Regions from separate parts of the Homo sapiens genome. Here region 2 is linked to region 1. A link is a contact called in ENCODE Hi-C or POLR2A ChIA-PET data. All regions are on one chromosome and are shown on one strand. The core of a region is the stretch at or near the end of the contact, and the rest is flanking DNA. Distances in the headings are between cores, read along the strand shown. Region 1 overlaps LOC105372762 (a long non-coding RNA gene). Region 2 has its middle 67 kb from the start of LINC01673.

What was found. A loop is a pair of places that touch in the nucleus more often than their neighbours do. ChIA-PET counts read pairs that join two places held with the same protein, here RNA polymerase II (POLR2A). Pooled maps may share reads with other maps.
Region 2: a loop to region 1 is called in a map of mammary epithelial cell, with 3 times the contacts of the local background. The contact joins two enhancer-like sites. A Hi-C loop is called at or near these places in 3 of 168 maps with a recorded cell type or tissue (Calu3, ascending aorta and mammary epithelial cell) and 6 of 50 pooled maps. POLR2A ChIA-PET finds 5 or more read pairs at or near these places in 1 of 52 experiments (AG04450).

What each region holds. Positions count from the first base shown.
Region 1 is chr21:27,419,304-27,425,834 of GRCh38, forward strand. All of the region lies in intron 1 of LOC105372762 (a long non-coding RNA gene), which reads right to left. It also overlaps the pseudogene RPL10P1. Among named protein-coding and RNA genes, the nearest start is that of LINC01673, 220 kb to the right of the region's middle. Within about 2 kb of position 3,933, at least 6 of the 41 ENCODE cell types and tissues checked have a DNase peak (open chromatin) inside an H3K27ac peak, as active enhancers do; they include mammary epithelial cell, where a contact is called at or near this core.
Region 2 is chr21:27,569,014-27,575,006 of GRCh38, forward strand. No RefSeq gene overlaps it. Among named protein-coding and RNA genes, the nearest start is that of LINC01673, 67 kb to the right of the region's middle. Within about 2 kb of position 1,323, at least 12 of the 41 ENCODE cell types and tissues checked have a DNase peak (open chromatin) inside an H3K27ac peak, as active enhancers do; they include mammary epithelial cell, where a contact is called at or near this core.

The DNA.
Region 1 (6,531 bases), core at 2,683-5,182:
GACTTGGATAGTTTTCAAACTACCCACGTATAATAACAGGAAAACTGCATAGACAAAGAAGTCGATGGGGAGAAAAAATAAACACAGTGTAAGCTTAGCACCAGAGATTGCAGGTCATGAGGATCTGTGTAGTGAGCCACACAGTAAAATAAATACAATCTAAACAAATAAAGCATAGTGCATTCATTTAAATACTTTAAAATATTTAAAATAAATAAATGAAGCATAGTGTATTTGTTGGTTAGTGAGAAAAAGTAGCAGGAAAGGTGACTCTGAATAATATAGATATTAAGTTATGAAGTGTGAGGCCATCTCTAATATGTTAATAACATGAACACATACTAATCCATCATTGCCATGTTGAATGAACTTTCCAAAGGGTTCATTCCTTTACCTTTCTGTAGAGAGGTGGCTGTCAGTTTCCACTTTCTGAAGTTTTCAAATGTTCTTTCTCTCTTTCTCTTTCCCTCTTTCGATACAAAAGGAAGTATTGGAAGAAATGTCCTCAAAAATGTTTTGAGTTCACAGCAACTTTATCAAACACAAAAATAAATAAATAAATAAATAAATAAATAACTGGAAATATTGTTATGAGGTCAATTTTCCATTTATCAAAATTTCCTTTCTTGACAAACACAATTCACTGGTCATTTTAAGTTTTAAGGAAAGTGCTGTATTTAATGGCTCATGCATATTTTCATTGCTTGAAGTAGTCCATAGTTTATTGATTGCATATTCTTTCTCTTCAGCAAAATGGCAGTACATTGATGAAGAACATGGGATCCCGTGGGTTAACACCACACTAGATGTAACCTAACACTCTTAGATGCTCGATGTGTAGGCCAGAGCCTCCTAGTCTATAATGTGAGTAGGACATATACTATACAGCATGAGATAAAGTTTAAACAAGTTAGTGTTCAACTGTAGGATCTCAGAGCAATCTAAAGCACTGAGGTTGCCTAGGGACAAACATTTTCATGAATTCTATTTATTTATTTATTTATTTTTATTTTTTAGATGGACAGGAAGTAGGATTTATTGGTGAGTATTAAGAGGGGGAAGCACAGTGGAAGCCCTCATGAGTGCGGGGCCTGCCACTTGTCCAGAGGGCCATGACTAGGGATGTAGGCGACCCCACAGCCATCTGGGATGAGCTGCTTCTCAGCCACCATGTCTTCAGATTCATTCGCATTGAATTTGGTGAAGCCCCACTTCTTTGAGATGTGGATCTTCTGGCGGCCAGGGAACTTGAACTTGGCCCTGCGTAGGGCGTCAATCACATGCTCCTTGTTCTGCAGCTTGGTGAGGATCGACATGATAACTTGGCCAATACAAACCCCGGCCACAGTGCCCTGGGGCTTTCCAAAGGCACCTCGCATGCCTATTTGAGCCTGTCAGCCCCAGCACAGGACAACGTCTTGTTGATGCGGATGACGTGGAAGGAGTGGAGCCACACCCGGATATGGAAGCCATCTTTGCCACAGCTTTTTACCATGTACTTATTGGCACAAATTCGGGCAGCCTCCAGGGCTTCAGAGGACAGCTGCTCAAATTCATCTGACACCATGTGGCCATAAAGCGGAAACTCATCCACTTTTACCTTCTTCCGCCCCAGGTCAAAGATGCGAATCTTGACATCAAGGACACCTTGGCAGAAGCGAGACTTTGGGTACGGCTTGTTCTTACAATACCGGTAACAACCCGCGGGGCGGCGGCCCATGGCGACACCAGGATCTTCAGTAGTGCTCTCAAGGGAAAGAGAGCATGAATTCTTATTAATATAATAATTTATGTACTTTACCTCAATTTATTTTTATTTTTTATGTTTAATTGACAAATAGAAGTGTTATATGCATATTTTTTTTTCTTTTTTTTTTTTTTTGAGACGGAGTCTTGCTCTGTTGCCCAGGCTGGAATGCAGGGGCGCAATCTCGGCTCACTGCAAGCTCCGCCTCCTGGGTTCACGTCATTCTCCTGCCTCAGCCTCCCAAGTAGCTGGGACTACAGGTGCCTGCCACCAAGCCAGGCTAATTTTCTTTTTTTTTTTCGTATTTTTAGTAGAGAGAAGGTTTCACTGTGTTAGCCAGGATGGTCTCGATCTCCTGACCTCGTGATCTGCCCGCCTCGGCCTCCCAAAGTGCTGGGGTTACAGGCCTGAGCCACCACGCCCGGCTGAATTGTATATATTTATGCTGTACAACATGTACAATATATATCCAACATATATCTTGGGTATATATCTAGACACTATGGAATGGCAGAATCAGGCTAATTATCATATTCCATTTCCTCACACACTTACCATTTTTGTGGTGACAGCACTTAAAATCTACCCTTTTGGCACATAGTACATTGCTGTTAAGTATGATCACTGAGTCCTGAACTTATTGCTCCTAACTGAAATTTTAAAATTGATTTCTTTCTTATCTTCCTGTCTTTACTTGGAAGCCAACTATTGTTTTTCTTGGCTTTTAAATGATGGGTGGCATGCTAATCTGAGGTCCGTTTTGCAAGTTCTTGAGAACAGATTACCCAAGGAAACAACAACCATATTCCCTAGTGTCTTATGATGTAACCAGTGGAATGGTACCCATGGGAGGAGAGGGAAGAGGTAAAAACTTGGTTGTGGACCTCAGCTCATGCAATTTTGCTCTGTCGTGGGGACCCTCTACTGTTCGGCTTTCCAGTGTTACTGTGTGTATTCTTTTATATGCTGAGGAAGTTGTAGGAAAGTAAGGAAAATAAAACACTTTTTTTTTTTTTGAGACAGAATCTTGCTCTATGCCCCAGGCTGGAGTGCAGTGGCACAATTTCAGCTCACTACAGCCTCCACCTCCTGGGTTCAAGGGATTCTCCTGTCTCAGCCTCCTGAATAGCTGGGACTACAGGCGCCCACCACCACACCTGGCTAATTTTCGTATTTTTTCGGTAGAGATGGGGTTTCACCATGTTGGCCAGGCTGGTCTTGAACTCCTTGACCTCAATTGGTTCACCCATCTCAGCCTCCCAAAGTGCTGGGATTACAGGTGTGAGCCACTGTGACTGGCCTGTTCGTTTTTTACATCAGCATATCTGTTACTCCCCACTAAGGATGAGGAACTTCGCACTGGAGCAAGATGATTAGGAGAAAAATGAATCTGCTTTGCCACCTAGTTTGGGGGGAATTGATGGAGCACACACTTCTGAGGGACACATGATCTCTTTCTCAGCAGTAACTTGCTAATGCTGTACCAGCTTTCAGCTTGTCTGGAAATGGCAAGAGTGTTTTATGAGTGTCTTATGGACACAATGAATCAGCTTTACCTCAAAATAAAAGTTAAAAAAAAATACATTCTGGCTTACCCCATGATACAATGCTAAGTGCATTCATAGGCACACACACGGAGTCTTTCTGTCTAAAAAACAGCACTGTGTTTACATCCTGCCACCTATCTCAGAGGGACTGACTAAGACTTGGAAAACTCTGATGATATCCTTTAATCTTTTCCTTAATATGGGAATATAGTGTTTAATCTTTGTACCTTTTTATATAAGTTTTCATCTGAAATGGTTTTTTTTCAAATGTATTTCTCTTAGGTTGGGTGCATGGTGGCACAATATCATGCCTTATTATTTAACGTTCACATCTCCCTCCCAATAATTTAAACCATCCAAATATTTGTTGATAATTTTCGTATTCCCATTTCATGTTTGCACAGCCAAATAACACATGTAAAATTCCTTTAATCTCTCCATACAAAATAAATCCTCCATTGCTTTAATTATTCCTAGTAGTGCTTTCTGAACTTTTACCAGCCTTGCTTGGCAGAATTATGGTGAGAAAGTTGAATCCAGGCTGTCAGTAGCAAAGTGTTTGCCATGCTATTATCCTTGGCAACTGCAGGCCTCCTCCAGGCTACAAAACAGCTCAGTGCCTACCTCCTTTTCCCTGCTTTCTACTGGCCTACAAATTCCAGCTGTGGTCAGCTGGTGAGCTCTGAGCTACAGGGACGGCGTGGCGCATGTTTTGGGCTTGACTCAGGGATCATGTAATGTTGGGACAGTGAACTTTCCGATGGGAGCCAATAACACCCATGGTTGTTTTCACCTCCTGACCAGAATGTCTCAACTTAATTCAATCATCTGAACATCAATGAGGGTGACTGGAAAAAATTTTTTATCACAGCACTAAAATAAAAGCAATTCCAAGATGTTTTCTTTTCCATTGCACATTTTCAGAGCTTTGATTTTCCTGGTAAAATGCTCTTTGCATGTGCCATGTTCCCAGATTAGGAGAAGATGATACCCAAGGGAGAAGAGGTAAAAATGCACATAAATAATTTTACACCATGACACCGTGGTTAAGGCTTTCAAGGATGCTTTTAATGATGCTATGTGCCATGGTTTTAAAAGTCACTATCAAGTTATTTATTTGTATATATTTTGTTTCCTCTTAAAAACTCTTTAAATAAATAAAAGAGGAGAAATTGTACAAATTTCTTCTTTTACTGTGTACCTACTCTTGCTTTGTGTTTATGAGTGAAGAGAGATGGGGAACATACAGAATATTAAGTGGTATATTTAAGATACTTGTTCATTTTAAGATTTAGGCTTGCAATTTAGGTGTGCCTAATTTGTCTGCTTTGGGAGCTCAAAGGTCAAGTTGCCACCGCAATTAAGCATCAATATTCCTTAATTTGAAGTGTTAAAAAATATGTGTGTGTGAGCGTGTGCATATCTGTGTTCAACTGTCTGCCTTTATTAGTTTTCTAGTCCTGCTGTACATAACACATCACTATAGACTTACCACCTTAAATACATAGGTCCAAAGTCTGACACTGATTTCATTACTGGCAACAGGTTCTTTGATATGAGGCAAAAAGAGTTTTCCCAGACAAGTCTTCACTGGAGCTTGTGCCAGGGCATAAGGGAGACAGCAAGAGAGAAAGAGAGAGAATTCCCTAATTCCACTAGAAGAGCTGTAGGGCTTTTTTGTTAGGCAAAGCATGGAAATTGACATGCAAGTTGGGCTGGACAAAGCACATAAAGGGTAGAGCACAGGCTAGCATTATCTGGTTGCAATGGTTGAGTAATGAACCATCTGGTGGTCTGGCCAGTGGCAACAAGGCTGCATTCCTTCCTGAGGTGGGACACTCTGCAACCTTGGTTATCTCCTAAGGCCAGTTCCTGGAATTCTTTAAGTAAAGACATGTTTAAATGGTGATGTAAGTGAGGTAATGGTGTGAGTTCTGTGATCAGTGAGAATGCATAAAAGACTCCGCTAGGTGACTTGAAACTGAGCTTCGTCTCCAATCTGCCTCGGTTTCTCTGGATTAAAATTGAGGTATCAGAAGAGTGGGGCTTCTTACCAGAGACAGTGGGAAAGGATGAAGCTATTGACAGAATTCAGTTTCTTGTGGTTGTAGGCATGAGGTTCCCATCTCCTTGTACTCTGTCAGCTGGGAACTGGTTGTATTTCCTAGAATTCTCTTTCCAGTCCTTGTTTGTGGCCACCTCCTATCTAGAACCAGCAGAGGCATGTGGAAGTTGAATGGTTCTCATATTTGGAAGCTGTGTGACTTCCCCTTCTGCCTTCCTCTTTCACCACATCTCTCTGACACCAGGCAGGGAAAATTCCCTGCTTTGAAGGGCTCATGTGATCAGATTGTGTCTCTCCAGATAATTAAAAAAAAAAAAAAAAAAAAATCCCTACTTTGAAGTCTGTAACCTAAAAATTACCCTATATTAAAGCCTGTGTCCTAACATTTTATCTGCAATCATTTTTTTGTTATTGTTGTTGTTCGTTGGTTTCTTTCTTTCCTCTTCCTTCCTTCCTTTCTTCCTTCCTTCCTTCTTTCTTCCTTCCTCCTTCCTTCCTTCCTCCTTCCTTCCTTCCTTCCCCCTCCCTCCCTTTCTTTCTTTCTTTCTTTCTTTCTTCCTTTCTTCTTTTCTTTTCTTTTTTTTTTTGCCATGTACTATAAGCAGCTATTTACAGGTTCTAGGGATTTGGTCATGGATTTTTCTGTGTGTGTGGCAGAAAGGGGGCACTATTTAGCCTAAGACTTTCCAGCATCCTCTTTCTCTCTCTCACCCTCTTTCTCTGCAACATGGCCTCAAGAGCAAGAAAAAAGATAAGATGCCGAGTCAGAAAAACCTGACTTCAAAATTCTTTCCCCTACCAGCAGCTCACTAATTACCCAGCTGGTAATTTGATAACAGGAATTTTCTTCATCCTTTCAAAGATTTGTTTCATTTCTTGTTGTCGTATTTACTTCATCAGGTAATTGTAAAATTGATGATATAGTCAGATGTCTGCATCTAGTGCTATGCCTGGCATACGGCATGGGAGGGTGCACTTTTAATCCAATTTTATTTCAGAGGAACCATTGTACATCCTGTTTCTTATCAAAAGTTGCTTCATGGCAGTTACCCCAGGTCACTGAGACCAAGCCAGGGCTGTCATTCTCAGAGGGGGAGATGGAAGGGAGTGATACAGGGGAGGGCCTAGCAGGCAAAGGAAGTTGGAAACTGTCCTCTGTAAGCCCAGCACGT
Region 2 (5,993 bases), core at 73-2,572, 150 kb after region 1:
CCAAAGACAAGTTGTAGAACCCAGACGGTCATTGAGAATTGTTGAGCCTGGAGGGTGAGAATTTGTGTCCACCACAGTCGAGAATCAGAAAGGAGGATAAGATGAGGAGAGAGAAGAAAACAATAGGTAAAGTCTGTGTAGTATGGAGGTGTGTTTCCAGAGGATATTGAAGAGCAAAGGAAACACAGGGATGGATGCTGGAGGCCACTACTATGGACTGAATGTGTCTCCCCAAAATTCATATGTCGAAATCCTAATGTACAATGTAATAGTAATTTGAGATGGGCCTTTGGGAGGAATTTGATCATGAGAGGAGATTCCTTATGATGAGATAAGTGCCCTTATTTTTTTAAAAAGGACAGAAAACAGCTTGCTTCTTCTTCTCTGCCTCTCTCTCTCTGTTTCTCTCTCTCTCTCTGTTTCTCTCTCTCTGTTTCTCTCTCTCTCTCTGTTTCTCTCTCTCTCTCTGTTTCTCTCTCTCTCTCACTCTCTCTCATTCTCTCTCTGTCCCACATGAGAAGACAGTGGGAAGATAGCCACCTATGGAGTGGAGGAGTACCCTCACCAAAACTGATCTCAGATGAGACTGGAACCCTGATCTCAAACTGCCATCATCCAGAGCTATGAGAAATGTTTGCTGTCGAAGTCACCTCGTCTAGGGTAATGTGTTATAACAACCCAAGCTGATGAAGAAAGCCACTGTCTGATTAGATGGGTCTCTCCTAAGGAATTGGTTTCTTGTTAGGTAATGTACCCTGGTATCAAGATTTGGAAAACAGTGTAAATATTAATTCAAAGTAATTATTTGAGCTGTGCTGGTAACTAGACCTACTAGAGTAATTCTGGCTCAAATAGTTCTTGTGATATGCCCTGCTTATTCTTATAAGGATTGAGAAGTTGACTAAAATTTGTCCATTATTTATTACCAGTGAACTCTGGTATTTCCTGAGGGTATTTTCTCAAACCTACTCGTTCCTTCCAGGCCTCTGCCACTTGCTCAATGTAGTATCCCAGCTCTCTGTCACTTTCCATGCCTCACCTCATGACGCTGCTTGCTAGTTCAGCCTCCCTCCTGGCATGGGCCAGACAGCAGCATATTCTCCTTACCTGCTGTCATGAAAGCTGTAATAACTGCAATGCCCAGTGCAAAGCTACCTAAACCCAGGAAGAATCTGGCCTCCCCACTTACTTTCAAGGTGGGACTAGGTAACACAGTCCAGAAATGTTGAGGATTTCAGACCATTAGGGTATATTCGGCCACTGAGAGTCAGGAGAAATTGAGGAGCCAACAAATTATGTCTTCACATTTACTCACTCTCTCCCCCACAGGATCACTGTGGAGAAGGTGTTTTCATTGGCCTCTGCACAGGCACCCTGCATCACTCATTAGTCAGTCGAGCTTCCTGGGGCCAGCTCAGTAGCATGCCAACTTGTATGTGATTTTCTTCCCCTCAACCTTAATGACCTGGTACTGCACCCATTCCTAAAGTATTAGCACACAAGCTTTCCTTTAGGCTCTGTTGGTTAGGGGCTCTTTGACTCATTACCCCTTCTACCCCAGCTCACATACACTGTTGCCCTGCCAAATAACATGTTTATTTCAGTGATGTCAGCAGGAACAGACATTCATGTCCAACTGTGTTGATTCCTTCTTTTAGTCTATCTTGGAAGTAGCGAAGAATTTCTGCTCTGGGGCCTCTCTTTCAACTGAGGACACACATCAAGACACAGCTGTTGCACCAGAAGCTGTAATTCTGCAGGCCTGCCAACTGGCACATTCCATCATATAACAAGAATTCTTGGGATGTGGAATCCAAAACACTGGCCAGAGACATAGCTTAATATCACTACAGTGGTGTGGGATGGAGTAAATATTAGTACTTGTTTTATTTTTTCTGGTAAGTAGAAAATTGGAAATGGTACCCTCTTATAGTTTCTTGCCAAAGATGGATGTTGGCTTTCCACAAAAGTGTAGAGCTACACAAGCCTTAGGATTCTGTTAAATTAATTCTAAATATCTGAGAAGAAAATTACTAATAATGTGTCATGAATTAGTGACTCCCAAGAATTGAAGTCCACAAGAACCTCAGAATGTGATTCTATTTGGGAAAATGATCTTTTCAGATGCAAGTAATTAAGATCTTCAGATGAAATCATAATTCTGAACTTAGTATGGGTTCTAACTACAAAGACTGATGCCTTTATAAGAAGAGGAAAAAACACAGAGACATAGAGGTGAAGGTCACCTGAAGATAAAGACAGAAATTGAAGTTATGCTCCCACGAGCCAAGGAAGGTTAGGGGCCCCCAGAGGTACAAGAAGAAAGGAAGTATTCTCTCCTTCCTTTGGAAAGAGTGTGGCCCTGGCTATATTTTGATTTTGGACTTCTAACCCCTAGAACTGTGAGAAAATACATTTCTGTTTGTTTTTAAATCAGTTTGTTGTATTAGGTTGGTGCAAAAGTAATTGTATTTTTTACCATTACTTTTAATGGCAACAATCGTTAATTACTTTCACACCAACCTAATACATTGTTAAGGCAGACCAAAGTATTAGAGAGACCCCAAAATCAGCAGCAGAAAATGTCAGCGGTCTAAGAGAATGAAGTGAGGAGTGAGAACATACACACGGAATAGGCACGAATGGCAAAAATCTTGATGCTAAGTCGTGTTTTTGGATGTTGCATTACAAATACAATGAGCCCTTATCAATTAAATGATGGGCTTTCTGGTACTATTGAATGACATCAGTTTCTTTTACTTGGGTATATTAACTTCCTTAACTCTACATGAAAAAGTCTTTGCATATCTAGAATATTTCATCAGGGAGTCAAATTGTCTCCTGGATATAAACATCAACAAACCAAAACAAGCTTACACAAGTGGAAAGCTTGACATTGTTGAAGAATGAGTGACAGAACCTCAAATGTTTGAATAATGTTTCATTCACAGCTGTTGTGGCTTCTATCTAGTTGGCAAAACATGTAAGTCTAGCCATGAGCTACCTACCCCAGTCTGAGAAAATTATTTTAACATCTAATGGCCCTTGTCATGTAACTCCTCAAGGTTATACATTTTTCCATTGATTTTACCATGGAACCTAGAGTTATCAAGAAGTTAAGAAGGGAAATAGATATAAATCCACTTATCTTTAATTAAAATTTTTCCTAAAAATTTTTGATATAGGCTTTTTGTAACAAACTGCCTTTAAGTAGGTTTTTCACAACAAAAGTCTACTCATATTCATTATAATGTTTATTATGAGCTCTATGTTATTGCCTTAATGACAGTTTCTTGATAACGGAGAATTTTCAAATTAGGTAATTTTCAGAATTAGTTGTGTCACTTTTATATGGAAGCACACTTGTTTGTAAATAGTTACCTTCACTCAATTAAAAGGACCATTTGAGTTCATTTCAAACTAACTGAAATGATGATATATTTAGCAGGAGTTTATTGATCAAATGCATGGACATTACAGTTCTTACTTGACTTTAATGGCAAATTTCAACTTTTGCAGAATGGGGTTACTTTGCTTTGGTAAACTTTTCTGATCAGAGAACATTGGTTTGAATCTCATGGTATTTTTCAGCAGTTAGGCTATGCCCACCTCTGGGAAAATGTACCAGTTTTTTTCATACAGCTCATTAAAAATATAAATTTAAAAAGCATGTGTGTTTGGGTACTTTCCAGGGATTGAGTATAAATGCATAGTTTTCTAACAATTGAAATAAATAAACAAGGGACAATAGACACAGGAGTACTAACCAAGCCGCTCCTTAGTAGTGTGACAATATTTCTCTTTTCCTCTTTCTTAGTCTCCAAGTAATTCTAACACATTATCTTTCTAACGCTCACTCCTAGAGTCATGGGACTTCTCCAGTCATGGGTCATTATTTCAAAGATGAGATAATTCTTCAGGAATGACTTCCAAAGTGGTTTTGCCTCAATGAGTACTCTGTTGAATCATTAACATAAGGCTAAGCATTTTAAATTTTATGTCTCATGAATTCCACAATGAGAAAGTAAAGGAGAAATTACTTATTGTCAAAAGGAATGAGATTTTGACTATAATAATTATCTTCTCAAGACAAGAGAATAGAATATAAAATTTACATTTTAATAAAAGAAGACAGATACAGAATATAAAGAAATGTTTTATAAATAAGATTTTAGTAAGAATTTATATTTTAATTATATTTTAAGAGAAAAGTAAGATTAAATAACTGGTGATTGTAAATCTGTCTCTTAAATCAGTGTTCCTCAATTATTTTATCTAAAAATGGATATCAAACTTATATTAACAACTTAATTTTACATCCAATAGGGAAACATACAATTTAAACTTTTTTACAGTAATTTTAAAGATAAATATATAAACGGGCTTTGGCACTAATTATTTAAATGAAATAGCTGTTCTCTGAATCTAACTGCATTGAACATTTTCAAAGCCACAGTATATATTTTAATTTACTGCATGTAAAATTCACCCAGTCAAAAAATAAAATCCTCAGTTCTCTTACTCAGGCAGCTCATGCTATAGGAGAGTCACAGAAGTTAAAATAAGTATAACGGTTTCACAAAAGATGTAGGGTATAGAATAAAAGAAAAGCCTTACAGATGGGAACTGAAATATGAAAAGGAGTTTCTAGGTGGAAAAGGAAATAAATGAAGGTCAAAACAAAAGAATAAAATATGCAAAGGCCTGGAATCATAAAACAGTATAGATCATTCTGGAAAGGCAAGAAAGAGAGAGGTGGAGACAGCGATAGAATAGAGACAGAGATGGAGATGAAGATGGAGATGGGAGTAGAGGTGGAGGTAGAAGGAGAGGGAGTGGTAGAGCTAGAGATAGAGATATAAATGGAAATGAAGATGGGGTAGATAGAGGAAGAGGTAGAGGTAGGGATAGAGATGGAGATGGAGACAGAGATAGAAATAGAGAAATAGGTAGAGACAGAGTTAGATAGAGGAAAAGTAGAGGTAGATTGAGAAAGAGGTAGAGGTAGAGAAAGAAATAGCATTAGCAATAGAGATGGAGATAGAAACAGACATGCAGATGGAGAGAGAGATAGAGGTAGAGGTTGAGGTACAGGTAGAGGTAGAAAAAGGAAGAGGAACAGATAGAGATAGAGACGACAGAGATTGAGGTAGAGGTAGAGACAAGTAGAGGTAGAGTAGAGACAGATAGAGGTAGAGGTAGGGATAGGGATAGGGATAGAGATGGAGATAGACGTAGAGACTGAAGTAGAATAGAGATAGGTAGAGGTAGAGTAGGGGCAGAGGAAGAGGTAGAGGTAGGGATAGAGATAGAGATAAGAGATAAAAATATATAGAGATAGAGATAGAAGTCGAGATTGAGGTAGAGGTAGACAGAAATAGAGACAGAGTTAGAGATAAAGGTAAGGATAGACAGTAAGAGAAAAAAAGAGACAACACAGAGACAGAGAGAATTTCCATGTGTGTGCTCACATGAGTGCATGCACACATGTGCGCAAGTGTATGTGTGTGTCTATGTGTGTTTGATGGTCTTTTTTCCACATATTAGGGAGTTGAACATTAAGATGCAAGACACTGGGAGTTAGAGGCAAGAGACTCTAAAAGGAAACTCCTATCACAATGCTATCAATTTTAGGAAGGTAATATTGGCAATAGAATTTTCTGTAGAAGGTGGATTCCCCTCCTCCTTTGGATATATGTTTATTAGATTCAACGAATTCCATAACAAGAAGTAGAGAATATTACTCCTCAGAGATTGGTGTGAAATTCAAACTCCCAAGGTATTACAGATGCAATGTTACTGGATAGAGCTATGGTGACCATAAAATTTATCATCCATACTGGATACTTATGAGAGCAATTTGGCACTCCAACAATAATTAAAACTAGTTGATTTTTGAAACTTTTTGACAAGGAAATTGATGTTTATATTAGTGGGCATATAAAATAATTTTCTATTATAAACAATTTTCAAACAGAAATATTTCCAAAAAA